Linked DNA regions of Homo sapiens: region 2 is linked to region 1. A link is an interaction called in ENCODE POLR2A ChIA-PET data of the cell type or tissue named here. Cell type or tissue: GM12878. All regions are shown on one strand. Links, peaks and the distances in the headings refer to the core of each region. The heading gives the core; the rest is flanking DNA.

Region 1 (4,403 bases), core at 135-4,134:
CAAAATAAAAAAGAACTGAAATATTTTTACATTTGCTGAATAAGTTGAAGTGAATAGAAAATACTATTGACTTTTAAGTGAGGAATAACCTTTCTCAGAAAAATAATTATGGTCCTTGGATTATACCATTGTAAATGGCTTTTTTTCCCCAGAACATTCTTTCCATTTCGTTGATATTTTACCGTATGTTTCCATTTCTATAGTTAGTACACAGACCCCCCCCACACACAGACACACACTCTACAATACTTCCTATTTGAATTAATATTTCCTATAAAGTCTGTTATGACTTTGATTTAAAATTGCTTGGCTTGTTCCCAGCTGGCTATACAAGAACTAGGGAGTTTGTTAGAAATTCCTATTCCTAGACTCTGTCCCTGGAGACTGGGATCCAGCAGGTCAGAAGACGGGCCCAGACATGGGCAATTAAAAAGTACTCTGACGATTCTGATAGACTGCCAGATTTGGGAACCACTGGGATATTTTCCTAATTTCTAGAGTATTTGTGTGTGTGTGTCCATTTTATAAGTCAATTAAATTAGGACGGGCTGCCTGGAAGCGTAAACAAAGCAAATTGCTGTACAATAACTGCTGTGAGATGCAAAGTAAATAATTTGGGATATATTATTTTGTCTAAGACCTTCACTTTCTTTTAACTTGGGTTTTAGTGCCGGAGAAGAAACAATATGTTCTCATCCCAAACAGGCCAGCATAATTATGGTTGCATATACTGTAGGTTTCAAGTCATTCTGTAACATTCCATTATTGTACCATATTTTGACCAACTCACCAGCCTCTGATCAATAAAAATTCTTCTTAAGTGTCTGTAAATTGAAACCAAGTAATGAAAATTCCGATCAATGTTTAGTGAGAACTAATTATTTTAAGTCTGCTGGAAAAGATCATAGTTGCTGAGAATGCAGATATCCTATTTTTGGAACTGGTATACTTATTTTGATATATTAAAAGAGCTACTTTCCATTATTATTACTTGCTTTTGTTTCCAACAAAAGAGACAAAATATTTCATGTCTGAATACAGTATTAACCAAAGACACAGTGGGAGGATTACTGGGATTACTGTCCTTTTATAATTCTTTTTTAAATTTAATAAATTCCCCTTTATATATATTATTTTATAATTCTTATAGGGTTTGCTCACGCTTGCTCTCTCTCTCTTTCCCAGCTTGTTCTAGTAAAGTTTAAATGTGACAGTGTAAACTTAAGGAAAATATACATACTTATGGTGATATGTAGGAAGTTGAATAATAATAATGTAATGAAATTGATCAGTGGTGATTATTGTGAGGTGTGATCCCTCCCTTTTCTCTGGAAAAGCTGTTTTAAAAAATCTGAAATACACAAATTTTAAAAAATAAAAAAAATATATATATATATATTTTTTGACACAGTTTCATTCTTGTTGCCCAGGATGGAGTGCAGTGGCACAATCTTGGCTCAATGCAACCTCTGCCTCCCGGGTTCAAGAGATTCTCCTGCCTCAGCCTCCTGAGTAGCTGGGATTACAGGCACCTGCCATCACGCCCAGCTAGTTTTTGTATTTTTAGTAGAGACGGGGATTCACCATGTTGGCCAGGCTGGTCTCGAACTCCTGACCTCAAATGATCCGTCCACCTTGGCCTCCCAAAGTGCTAGGATTACAGGCACGAGCCATTGTACCCGGCATAAAAATCTAAAAAAAATAGAAAATTATGAGAAAGCACATGAAAAGGAAAAAGAGCCAGGTGTCGTGGCTCACACCTGTAATCCCAGCACTTTGGGAGGCCAAGGCAGGCGGATCACCTGGGGTCAGGAGTTGGGACCAGTCTGGCTAACATGGTGAAACCCCGTCTCTACTAAAAATTAAAAAATTAGCTAGGCATGGTGGTGCACACCTGTAATCCCAGATACTTGGGAGGCTGAGGCAGGAGAATCATTTGAACCTAGGAGGTAGAGATTGCAGTGAGCCAAGATTGTGCCACTGCACTCCAGCCTGGGTGACAAAGTGAGACTCCATTTCAAAAAAACCATTCCTATACCAGCCTCCTAACAAGTAAGGAATATTTCTTTTTCCTTGTCAATTTGTTTTTGCCCATACATTATTTTCACATAGTTGTAAACTTGTTATAAATATAGTATCTTCTATTCACATTACCACTTAACTTAGGCTGCATTATCTTTATGTTGCTACATACTCTTTGTAAGTACTTCAAATGCCTGTGCAGTATTATATTGGGTGGTTGTGCCATTGTAAGCTTGGACTTTCCAATATTCTTGAATGTTTACATTGTTTACAACTTCTAAAATGGAGTTTCATTGTTGCCAAACCGTGTAATTCCAATGAGAGAGTGTGTGTGTTGACCCTGGATCTAGTAAATACATCATCTGAGTATGTCAACCATTTGAAAAGATAATTTCCCCATGGAGTTGAATTTGCCCGACCTAGTTGCTGCCTGTGAGTAAGCATGTCCTCTGGAAGAGTGTGACACCTCGTCCCAGGCTTGCTGGTTTTCTACTTGCTACTGTAGCTTACGAAATTTCAGTTTGGTTTTCTTATTCATGTGACCAGGAAGCCAGGAGCATAGCACTAGGATGGTGAGTGACTTGCATAGGTGGGTTCAGACTTTTGCAGGTCATGAGCTCTGAACAGAGGATGGTTCCCGCCTCCCCATAATTTCTTTAAAACCGTATTATTAGTTCAAGGAAATTCAGCAAAGTTCTGAGTTTCGCTATATGGCCAGCTCAATTCTCTGTTCATTTGTTTCTTTTGTTTTGTTTTGAAATGTAAAATTATTTCAAATTTCAGTTTCCTTTTGGGAATAGGAGTGTCACCTTGCTTGGTTGTTCCCCAAGCAAATGTTTTCTCTTTCCTTGAGTAACTCAGCAATCGATAACAATTAATTTGGGCTGGATATTCATAGAAGAACATTTGCTCTGCGCCCTAAAATTTTTTATCGCGAAGCGCGAACAAAAATATTGTCCTATGAACTTGTAGCAGTCTGCATTTTTCATACTAACTCCCACCATCATTTTATATGATATGGGGTTCTTTAATTCTATCCTGGTAACACAAAGGGTACCAATAGAAAGATGAAAAATCTGACTGACTTAAGCATGTTTTGAATTGAGGTCATTATCAATTCAGGGGGATTTTGTAGGAAGAATGGGGATTTTGAAGAGCAGACTATATATTATTAACAAAAGGCTCTCCCCATGCAGGAAGGCTACCCAGCGGAAGGTGGCCTTTGTTACTCCGGATGTGATTAATATTGCTTCAAGGTTTAATTTTAGAACTTCTAAAATAAGGAAGCTTGCATCAATTCAAGGCACATGGTTTGAAACCTCAGAGTGCCCACTTTTTCTTTTCTTTTTTTAAATTACAAAAATAGCATATGCATTATAAAATGTTTGAAAACTAATGAATTAAAACAAGTTTCTCTAGTCTCTGGCTTGACCAAAGCCTTTGTTAATATTTTGTGGTAGTTCCAGTCTTTTTTTTAAGAAAAAAAAATTGTAATCATGTTTTGTATATAACTTGAATGACTTATTTCACTTAACATGATTTCATTTGCTTGTTTCCTGTGTTTACAGTCTTCATGTCAGTTGTAATTTATGTAGAATTCCACCCTTGTGATACTCCATAATTTTCCTAATCATATCCCCCATTATTGGGCATGTAAAATGCTTAATGGTCAGTGGTGTGCACAGTGGTAATTATCCACACCATGTTAATCCGGCTCACACGGGTCACATGGGCGACCTAATCCTGCTGTAACTTGCCTTTCTCTACTGGTATTGTACTTAAAAAAAAAAATTCTTTTCTGCCTGTTTTTTTTGTTTTTTTGTTTGTTTGTTTGTTTTGTGTGATGGGGGAGACAAGGAAGGGAGCTGGTCGCAATCCACTTCTCAGGTGGATTCTTTGTCTGTCTTTCTTTAGTGGTGAAAGTGGTGCTGGAAAAACAGTGGCTGCCAAATATATCATGAGCTACATCTCCAGAGTGTCTGGAGGAGGGACCAAAGTCCAGGTGAGTGGGCAGTGGCCCATTATGATACCTTATGTTATGGGAAATGTAAGAGGCTCCATTTGCTGTTAGAAAAGAATTTTTCTTCCACAGAAAAGACACTGGTTCTTCTATAACTGTGAAACTTGAAATCTGGAATGGAAAGGAATAGCATATGTATGTGTGTTTGTGTGTGTGTGTGTGTGTGTGTGTGTGTGTGTGTGTGTGTGTGTGTGTGTATATATTTTTTTTTTTTCTTTTTTGAGACAGAGTCTTGCTCTGTTGCCCAGGCTGGAGTAGTGCAGTGGCGCGATCTCGGCTCACCACAACCTCTGCCTCCCGGGTTCAAGAGATTCTCCTGCCTCAGCCTCCTGAGTAGCTGGGATTACAGGTGTGCCCCACC
Region 2 (4,403 bases), core at 202-4,201, 190 kb after region 1:
TAAGAATATAAGAAATACTATGTTGTACCAATCATTAGTGTAAAATACAGGATTCTGTTTCAAGAATGCTACTCTCTCTTCCATGGTTACTTTTGAGAATTTACCCAGGTTATAATAAACTATTTACATTTTCTGTTAATAGCTAAAATTACTCACCATAGGTAAAGGAATAAAAATAACACCCTACACATTTAATAATATCCACAAGGTCTTGTATGTTTAGCTCAGGATAGATTTGCAAAACATTCCTTTGGGAGTCCTAAACCAAGCTAAGCTTCTAGTATTGCCATAAAAGAAAACAAAACAAAAAAAATAAACAGGCACCAGGGAGATTTCCTGATGTGTAGAGGTAAGGACATTGTGGCTAGTTTACTAGTTTGGTAGCCCTAAGAAATATTACTTGCGTGAGCTAGTTTATGCTTCTAAAACACGTGACTGTGAACCCTAAACATCTAACTTCATTTAAGTATGTGTGTGGCATTACACTGTTCTAAATTTACTTACAGGTGTATATACTTTGAAGGACTCACTATAATGATTTGGACTAAGGACATACAGGGATAATATGTAGAATATGCAGTCCTAAGGCTCCAGGATAAAAAAATAAATCTTTTAGAAAGGTGAGGCCAATAAAACACAAGGGCTTTCTCCTGTTCAAACTAAATATAAAACTGCTTATAACCTTATTGTCAGCATTTACAGAAAATATCTGTAATATAAAAGGTCATTGGGGGTGGGTGCTTAACCACTAAGAAGAGAACTCCAAAGGTCAAAGTGGGCTGAAAATGGCCTCAACATTTTCAGCCCAACTTGAACTTCAACGATTATAGAACCCAGAGTTTAAAAAGTTCAAATTCTAAAATAAAATTCTTAAGAAGGAGTATAAAGTTAATTACCGAGCCACTGTCAACATAGGATAGTACATATCAGAAACAGTTGTGGTATAGCTTGAGCCAAGATAGCCATGTCTTGGGATAAAATGGTTTTGTATGAGGAAAGATACCACCATTTAAAATTCTTGAAAAATCAAGAGTCTATGATGAGACTGAGTAGTCTATTATCTCTGGGAAGCTGTTAATAGCTGAAGGAAGTTATAGGTCCACTTTGCAGTACTTTTGTGAAAGCATCATATTGTACTAGATGGAGCAACTGCAAAAAAACATGAATGTATGAGGAAGTCTCAAGGAGGTATTAGTGGCCACTATGATTAGTAGCAACTGTCAAATCCTGACACAAAAGACTCTAAAACAAAGAAATACTCTCTTAAATGAAAGGGCCAGGCCAGGCGTGGTGGCTCACGCCTGTAATCCTAGCACTTTGGGAGGCCGAGGCGGGTGGATCACAAGGTCAGGAGTTCGAGACCAGCCTGGCTAATATGCTGAAACCCCGTCTCTACTAAAAATACAAAAAAAATTAGCCAGGTGTGGTGGCTCATGCCTGTAATCCCAGCTACTCACAAGGCTGAGGGAGGAGGATTGCTTGAACCCAGGAGATGGAGGCTGCGGTGAGCCAAGATGGCGCCACTGCCCTCCAGCCTGGGTGACAGAGGGAGACTCTGTCTCAAAAAATAAATAATTAAGTAAAATAAACTAAAGGGCAAAAAGCCAGCTAAACAGTAACAAAATTAATATCTCTTAATAACAATAAGAGATATAACAATGGGTCATGTACACTGTGGGTCTTTTTCAAGATCACTGCCTATTAACTCAGGTAAATGCATCTGCTTGACATCAACCATGTCCAAAACAAGATCTCTAGTCCTACAAGGAAAAATAGGTCTGTAATTTCAGTAGTCCTTACAGCTCATAAAAATTGAGTCAATGTTGTACCAAGCACTATGCACGGTCAGAGGATAGGTGTGGTACATAACACTGGTTTTCAGTTTTACTCAGAGTTGGGGAAAATAATATAAAATTAAAACAAACAAGTATATGTTATAGAATGCTCACTTCCATGCCTTTAGAAGTAGCACTTCGATGCTAAAATGGCAAGTGGAAAAGCATGTTCTAAGTGTTTGTAACAGATGTCAGAAATATGAATATATACTTTTAAAATCAGTAACATATTAACATGCAATAAGCAAATGCACTTCTAAATTCGTTCCAACACAAAAATTAAGATTCATCCGTTAGATTATTAGTTGGGTGTATCAAATGTAACAAAGCAACTCTTTATTGCTATTATTACCAATACTTATAATCATCTAAAGTATAAGATGAATGCAATGTTAGGAGTTGATATTTTGGAGGGAGAGTCAAAGTGATTCCGCAATAGGGCAATGTCTTTTCCAGTTATTTATAAAAACAGATAAGGATGTTTCATTAATGTGTTAGTTCAGAGCACCGATAAAATTACTGAGTGAAGGAAAAAGAATCAAAACATATGTTTTGAATTAGGGTGCCCTAACACAGTAACAGCACAAGTTTCACTGGTATCAATGAGTAACATATTGAAACAAGTAGATTCTAACAGAAAGGGCTATTTCAACATCAATACCCCTTAATATTTTTTCATTTTTAATTTGGTACCATCCCCAATATTTATGTATTATTCACATCTAAATTTCAAAGCAGATCAATTCTCCATATCATTAAAAAACACAATTTTATAAAACACTAAGTAAAATTATTGTTTATTCAGAGCATTAACTCTTAACTCTCATTGTATACTTGGGGTGCTTTTAAAAAGACTAACCTCTAAAATTCTAGTTCAAGTATGGGAAAGAGTCTGGGCAACAATATAGCTTTATTTTATTATCTCTCCAGGTGAGTTTAATGCAGCCTGCTTTGAAAAGGACAAATCTAGACAGGCTTAGTGACATGTGCCTACAGTCCTAGCTACTATGGAGAATGAGACAGGAGAATCACTTGAGCCAAGGGGTAGAAGTCCAGCCTGGGTAACATAGCAATATTCTATCTCTTACCAAAAAAAAAAAAAAAAAAAAAATCCACTAATCTGATATATGCATACTCAAACTGGGTCTCAAAAATAAATAAATAAAAAGAATGCAAATATCTGCAGCACAAATATGTTTAATATTTATATTTAATATTTCAAACATTTAACTAAGAATTAAAATCTCACCGATAGCTTTCTCCAACTGTTACAATCTCCACTTCACTGTCAGTTGAGGTAACATTAATTTCTTCATTGGCAGTAACCTGGGGAGTGGAGGAAGCTTCTATCACCACAACATCTTCATCAATACTTCCTGGAAACAAAAAGAAAAAACATTTAAAGGCATCTTCCTGTCAGCTAATCGTTAGGCAGAAATTTTTATTTTGACTTTGAAGACCATGAAATTCATTGCAAAAATAAAAATCTTATCTGTCAAAAAGGTTTTTTAAAAAAATACACAAGGAACAAAAAACACACACAGTAAAAATGGTAATCACTGTTTTAATCTACACTTCTTTGCATGTTTACTTCCTCTTCTATGGATTTGTTGTATTCATTACAGATGTTCAGTGGTTTCTACATGATTTGTAAGATCTTATATAGATATTTATCCTGTAATATCTGTAGTATATTATAGATCTTGTATAAGATATTCTACTATATAAGATATTAACCCTTTAATAGCTCAAAGTAATTACAATAGCTTTATGTTTTTTCCAAGGTTGTTTTCATTTAGGTGATATATTCTTTTAAAAAAACACTGTAGCTTTTTAGTTTTATGTTATGAAATTTGTCATTTGTTTATTTATTCATTTATTTATTTATTTATTTATTTATTTATTTATTGAGACAGTTTCTCACTCTGTTGCCCAGGCTGGAGTGCAGTGGGATGATCTCGGCTTACTGCAACCTCCTCTGCCTCCTGGGTTCAAGTGATTCTCATGCCTCAGCCTCTCAAGTAGCTGGGACTACAGGCATGCACCACCACACCAGGCTAATTTTTTAGTAGAGATGGGGTTTCACCATGTTGCCCAGGCTTGTCTTGAAATTCTAACCTTAAGTGATCTGGCTCCCTCAGCCTCCCAAAGTGCTGGGATTATAGGCGTGAGCCACTGCACCCAGCCAAAATTTGTCTTTTTTTTTTTTTCCTTTTTTTTTTTGAGACAGAGTCTCGCTCAATCGCCCAGTCTGGAGTGCAGTGGCGCCATCTCTGCTCACTGCAAGCTCCGCCTCCTGGGTTCACACTGTTCTCCTGCCTCAGCCTCCCGAGTAGCTAGAACTACAGGCACCTGCCACCAGGCCCAGCTAATTTTTTTTTGTTTATTTTTAGTAGAGACGGGGTTTCACTGTGTTAGCCAGGATGGTCGCGATCTCCTGACCTCATGATCCACCCTCCTCAGCCTCCCAAAGTGCTGGGATTACAGGCGTGAGCCACCGCACCAGGCGCAAAATTTGTCATTTTTAAATGCCCGTTCTTTTCTAAATCATTCTAAACTTGGAAAGTG

What was found. ChIA-PET counts read pairs that join two places held together with the same protein. Peaks named below come from ENCODE experiments on the same cell type or tissue, not always from the same donor. Only the 100,000 strongest peaks of a DNase experiment are listed, where the experiment ranks them.
Region 2: POLR2A ChIA-PET joins it to region 1 with 5 read pairs; 3 of 35 experiments call an interaction of 5 or more read pairs at or near these places.

What each region holds. Positions count from the first base shown.
Region 1 is chr15:59,236,206-59,240,608 of GRCh38, reverse strand. MYO1E (myosin IE) reads left to right here. Exons shown (of 28, transcript NM_004998.4): 5 at 3,937-4,024. Among named protein-coding and RNA genes, the nearest start is that of LDHAL6B, 32 kb to the right of the region's middle. In GM12878, for the core only: no CTCF peak of the experiment used is centred there; DNase peaks (open chromatin) are centred at 2,568 and 3,208; H3K4me3 peaks cover 1,371 bases; H3K27ac peaks cover 2,452 bases.
Region 2 is chr15:59,051,113-59,055,515 of GRCh38, reverse strand. RNF111 (ring finger protein 111) reads right to left here. Exons shown (of 14, transcript NM_017610.8): 3 at 3,085-3,211. Among named protein-coding and RNA genes, the nearest start is that of CCNB2, 52 kb to the left of the region's middle. In GM12878, for the core only: no CTCF peak of the experiment used is centred there; no DNase peak of the experiment used is centred there.